Linked DNA regions of Homo sapiens: region 2 is linked to region 1. The links are chromatin contacts, found by POLR2A ChIA-PET in ENCODE. All regions are on one chromosome and are shown on one strand. Each heading gives the region's core, a stretch centred on a gene start or an enhancer-like site at or near the end of the contact. The rest is flanking DNA. Distances are from core to core; before and after follow the strand shown. Region 1 holds the start of SRSF7 (serine and arginine rich splicing factor 7). Region 2 has its middle 6.6 kb from the start of MOB1A.

Evidence for each region. ChIA-PET counts read pairs that join two places held with the same protein, here RNA polymerase II (POLR2A).
Region 2: POLR2A ChIA-PET joins it to region 1 with 14 read pairs in activated B cell. The contact joins the enhancer-like site here to the promoter of SRSF7 in region 1. POLR2A ChIA-PET finds 5 or more read pairs at or near these places in 2 of 52 experiments (AG04450 and activated B cell).

The regions. Positions count from the first base shown.
Region 1 is chr2:38,749,879-38,752,794 of GRCh38, reverse strand. It overlaps SRSF7 (serine and arginine rich splicing factor 7), which reads left to right and starts at 1,434. Exons shown (of 8, transcript NM_001031684.3): 1 at 1,434-1,566; 2 at 2,601-2,781. The coding sequence starts at 1,539. RefSeq lists an enhancer at 930-989 and silencers at 1,850-1,949, 2,160-2,349.
Region 2 is chr2:74,184,044-74,186,959 of GRCh38, reverse strand. No RefSeq gene overlaps it. Among named protein-coding and RNA genes, the nearest start is that of MOB1A, 6.6 kb to the right of the region's middle. Within about 2 kb of position 1,364, at least 14 of the 41 ENCODE cell types and tissues checked have a DNase peak (open chromatin) inside an H3K27ac peak, as active enhancers do.

The DNA.
Region 1 (2,916 bases), core at 185-2,684:
CGCCTGGCCCCTATATAGTCTTTATAATTATTGTTTAATTCTTTTGAGAAGAACCTATAGATCTTTATAATTATTGTTTCTTTTGAGAAGAACCTTGTTAAGAAAAAAATCACCAAGACTAAGGGAGAACACATATACTCTACAGAGCTTCTATTTTCTTCTTAGAGATCTTCCTGAGAGAGATTAATTCTCTCCATAACTTAATCAACGTAAAAAATATGCATAAAATCATAGCATGACCTGGAAAGAATCCATGCTTTATTCACCAACTAGGCCTGCTTTCCCTGTACTCTCCATTCCACACCTATACTCACCAAATGAAGTTGCAAAAGACGAAAAAGATAAAAATGCAAATACCTAAATGTCTTTTTTTATGTACATTTCCAACTTTTGTGTATTCCAAGAATTTACGATGTAATGTCTATGTTTCTAGCAAAAAAGAACTTTTTCTCTATTTGTAGTTGGTGTCTAGAGCAATTCTAATGTAAAGAAGTTTTGCATTTATTTGGTACTGTTGAGTGGCTGAGCAGCAAGGCTGCTATTTCCACTGAGTGGAGATACACAAAGATGACTTAGGAGTCCCAGTCCTCAGGATCGGAGTATTGGTGGATCACACGTGTTACAAAGCAGAAAGCATTAGGAAAAGCAAATCAGTTACTTTGAGCTTCAGATGCAAATAATTTCCAAATTGTCACTGGCCAAAATGCTTTAAACATTCAGGGTTTTGTCACAATTTCAATATAAAGGGGGGAGGGGGGAGCGGGACCCCACAGCTCTATTCCTTTGTCTTTCAGACTCCAAGAACTCAGACCGTGGTGGTGCAAACTGGTGACTGGTTCAAAAGAAGTTGGAGGGGGCGTGTAGGACAGGAGGCTTTACCACCAGTCCCAGGGTGCGTCAAGGTCTATGGTGTAAAAACCACTACTCAGAATGGCGGGGTTCATGGACTTTTCACCATGGCCAAACCTTCGATTACCTCTGATGAGCCCCAAAGATCAGAGTAGCTGACTAGGCCAGGTCCCCCAGCAGAAGGGCGCGACGGCTGCAACATCAGCGGTTAAATTGTACAGCCTTTCATAGGCCGGTCTAATGCATCCGTACTAAGATTGTTAAGGCTGAGGGTCCCTAGCCTGGGGAAAAACGAAAGGAGGCAGAGGGTAGGGAGACGGGAAAGAAGACAAGGAGGGTGTAGAAAACGGGGAGAGGAGGGGGCGGGACAGCATGGGGAAGGCCTCAGGTTTACTGGAGAGATCGTGGCGTTCCCATAGAAACGTATCCCTCCGCCCATGACCCGCGTGTTAGTCTCTTCAGTTCCTTCCGCGTCGTTTCTTGGCTGTTTCCGCCCAGCTCCTTTGTGCCGCGCAGAACAACGAGATGACGCATGCGCAAAGCGCAGCGGCCGCATATATAAACGCGAACCCGGGCTCTTCCTCGTAGTGCCGCCGGGACTCTTGGCGGGTGAAGGTGTGTGTCAGCTTTTGCGTCACTCGAGCCCTGGGCGCTGCTTGCTAAAGAGCCGAGCACGCGGGTCTGTCATCATGTCGCGTTACGGGCGGTACGGAGGAGGTAAGAAGCTGGAGTCCGGTGAGGGACGTTGGTGTGGGTGTAGTGAGCACTGCGAGGCCGTAGGGTTGTCGCGGAGGTTGGGAGACGGTTATTCCGCGTGCGTAATGGCGGCTTAGGAGCACGCCAGACGAAGCCGGAGGCAGCGGAGGCGGGGTGCTGAAGGGAGACGGGATGGCGGGTGTACATCTCTGCCGAGTTCCGTACTCTTGGGCATTTTTGTGGCCCAATCCAGCCTAAAGCAGGGTTGAGATGACGGTTTTCGCGTTGCCTTTCTCGGAGCTGCCCGCCGGCCCCCCTCCCCCCCCGCCCTCGGCGGCGGCTGCCATTTTGCGCACATTGAGGACCGTGGTGGCGCATTTCCTCAGCGCTTTCCCGCCACTTCAGCGGACAGATCTGGCCGCAGCTGTAAGATCGTGGTTGTGTTTGAGATAGAACGAAATTGGCAGCTGTGAGCTGCATGTTCTCGTCAAACAATCGGTTAAATTGCGGAATGGGAATGGGGACGTAATCTGCGACTGGCGGCTGGGTTTTTTTTAGTTATTTCCAGCGCGGTTTATGGCTCTGGGGCGGGGAGCTGGAGTCTTGGGCGAGCCTGTGCCTGGGACGTTTGCCGCGGAGGACGAGAGCCGGCGCAGCCCTGCTCTCCTGGCCCGGCCCCTACCGAGGCCCTCCCGCCGCCGACGCCGCTGCCGCTGCGGGCCCGCGCGCTCCCGGTGCGCCCGGGGCTGCCGGGACTCATGGGTGGGGCCGGGCCAGGTTCCGCCCCACGCCTCGGTGTATCCTACCACGCGTTTCTGCTTGTGTTCGGGAGGGTCACCCCGCATTATTTAGAACGTTAAGAATTTTGTCAAAAGTCTAGTTTCTCAGGGATTTGCGGACTTTCACCAGTTTTACGACTAAGTTTTGTCTTGGATAGAGGGCATTAAATGTGCTTTACCCAATCTTGAGGATGGCCCGTTTTAAGGCAAATAAGTAATTGAAACTTGGGCCAGATTTTGCGTAACGTGCATTCTTCTATTTGCGTTTTTAAACAGAAACCAAGGTGTATGTTGGTAACCTGGGAACTGGCGCTGGCAAAGGAGAGTTAGAAAGGGCTTTCAGTTATTATGGTCCTTTAAGAACTGTATGGATTGCGAGAAATCCTCCAGGATTTGCCTTTGTGGAATTCGAAGATCCTAGAGATGCAGAAGATGCAGTACGAGGACTGGATGGAAAGTAAGTAAGATGTTATGAATCTTCTGTTCATTAAAATATACTGTGGCTAGATAATGAACTTAGTGCTAAATTTGGATTCTGAAGTCTGGAAGAGACCTTAAATAGCTGGTCATAGTGTTAAATGCTAAAGGCACA
Region 2 (2,916 bases), core at 115-2,614, about 35 Mb before region 1:
CTTCAGAGTGGGCCAGACGCGGTGGCTCATGCCTATAATCCCAGCACTTTGGGAGGCCGAGTGGGCAGATCGCCTGAGGTCAGAAGTTCAAGACCGGCCTGGCCAACATAGTGAAACCCCATTCCTACTAAACCCCATTTCTACTTTAGCCGGGCGTGGTGGTGCATGCCTGTAATCCCAGCTACTCAGGAGGCTGAGGTGGGAGAATTGCTTGAATCCAGGAGGCAGAGGTTGCAGTGAGCCGAGATCGCGCCTTTACACTCCAGCCTGGGCGACAAGAGCAAGACTCTGTCTCAAAAAAATAAAAAACTTCAGGGTGATTGGGGTCTCTCCACAGTTGAAAACAATATTAGGCAAATTTTTGTCAACAATATGAGCCAAAATTTTGTCATCATATCTCACTCAAAAGTGCACCTTCAGGCCAGGCACGGTGGCTCACGCCTGTAATCCCAGCACTTTGGGAGGCCGAGGCGGGCAGATCTCCTGAGGTCAGGAGTTTGAGACCAGCCTGGCCAACATGGTGAAACCCTGTCTCTACTAAAAATGCAAAAATTAGCCGGGTGTGGTGGCATGTGCCTGTAATCCCAGCTACTCGGGAGGCTGAGACAGGAGAATCGGGCAGAGGTTGCAATGAGCTAATATCGCACCACTGCACTCCAGCCTGGACGACAGAGCGAGACTCTATCACAAAAAAAAAAAAAATGCACCTTCAGAGAAGGCTACTCTGTAGTCAGAGAACTACAGGCCGTGCCTGGCAACATAGATTGTCATCTGTACCCTTGATTCCTGCCTGAATCCCTCCCCCTAGACCAATGTCTTTTGTGGGTGTTCACTCCTGAACCACTGCCGTGGAGCGTGACAATGAGAATGCTGTCAGAGGACTTTCCCAATGTCACCACATTTATCAACTTCCTCCTTCTGTCCTCCTCTTACAGGAACTTTCAAGATCATTGAATAGATCATTCTTTTTTTTTTTTTTTTTTTTTTTTTTTTTTTTTTTTTTGAGACGGAGTCTCGCTCTGTCGCCCAGGCTAGAGTGCAGTGGTGTGATCTCGGCTCACTGCAAGCTCCGACTCTCGGGCTCACGCCATTCTCCTGCCTCAGCCTCCCGTGTAGCTGGGACTACAGGCGCCCACCAACACACCCGGCTAATTTTTTCTATTTTTAGTAGAGACGGGGTTTCACCGTGTTAACCAGGATGGTCTCGATCTCCTGAGCTTGTGATCTGCCCTCCTCAGCCTCCCAAAGTGCTGGGATTACGGCGTGAGCCACCGCACCCGGCCGAATAGATCATTCTTAAACACTCTTCTCTTGCTTTTGTAATACTCCCTCTTAGTTTCCCTTCCGTTTCTCTGACTGCCTCTTCTCAACCTCCTTTGTAAGTTTCTTCCCTTGTGGTCTTTAAATGTCGGAAGTCTGGGCCGGGCGCGGTGGCTCATGCCTGTAATCCCACCACTTTGTGAGGCCAAAGCGGGCAGATCACGAGGTCAGGAGTTTGAGACCACCCTGACCAACATGGTGAAACCCTGTCTCTACTAAAAATACAAAAATTAGCCGGGCGTCATGGTGCGCGTCTGTAATCCCGGCTACTCAGGAGGCTGAGGCAGGAGAATTGCTTGAACCTGGGAGGCTGAGGTTGCAGTGAGCCGAGATGGCACCACTGCATTCCAGCCTGGGTGACAAAGCGAGACTCCATCTCAAAAAAAAAAAGAAAAAAAAAAAAGGTTCAAGACGACCAGCCTGGCCAACATGGTGAAACCCATCTCCACTAAGAATACAAAAATTAGCTGGGCGTGGTGGCATGTACCTGTAATCCCAGCTACTCGGGAGGCTGAGGTACGAGAATTGCTTGAACCCAGGAGGTAGAGGTTGCAGTGAGCCAAGATCGCACCACTGCACTCCAGCCTGGATGACAGATCAAGACTGTCTCGAAAAAAAAAATATATATATATATGTATATATAAATATATATTATAAATATATATATCAGACATCCTCAAGGCTCCATTTTGGCACCTCTTCCTCTTTACCGTCCCCTCAGCTATTTTACGCACTTCCATGTCTGTAAATATCTATATGCTGATAACTCCCAAGTTTATATCCATCCATCCAGGCCTCTTCTTTGAGTTCCAAATCTGTATATATCTATATAGTCTAACATTTCAGAGTTAATGCATCCAAAACAGACCCCTGATGTACCCCTAAAGCTACTTTCTTCCCACCCAGTCTTTTCCATCTCAGTAAATGGGAACAACCAGCTACCAGCTGCTTGTGCCAAAGACACAGGAATCAGCCTTGACTCCACATCCAGCTCTTCATTGAGACTTGTGTATTTTTTTCTCTAAAATAAATCTCAATTCCATCTACCTCTCTCTATTGACCTAGGCCAGGTCAACTCCATCTCCTACTCAGACAAATACAATAACCTCTTAACTGCTTCGCTTTTTTTTTTTTGACAGGGGCTTACTCTATCACCCTGGCTAGAGTGCGGTGGATTGATTACAGCTCACAGCATCCTCAACCTCTCAGGCTCAAGCAATCCTCTCACCTTAGCCTCTTGAGTAGCTAGGACTACAGGCACATCACCACACCTGGCTAATTTTTGTATTTTTTGTAGAGATGGAGTCTCCCTATGTTTCCCAGGCTGATCTTGAACTCCTAGGCTCAAGGATCCTCCCCGCTTAATCTCCCAAAATGCTGGGGTTACAGGTGTGAGCCACCACCCCTGGCCACTGTCTCGGTTTTTTAAAGAGTAAATGGTGTCATGCTTGTCCTGAAACCCTTTCAATGTCTGGCCACCTTGCTCCAAATAAGATCCAAGATTCTTGGTGGCTGGTTTCATCTCCCCTCACTTTCCCCCTTGTCTGTCACATTCTCATCACACTGGGCTTTTTTCAGTTCCTTGAACACAACAAA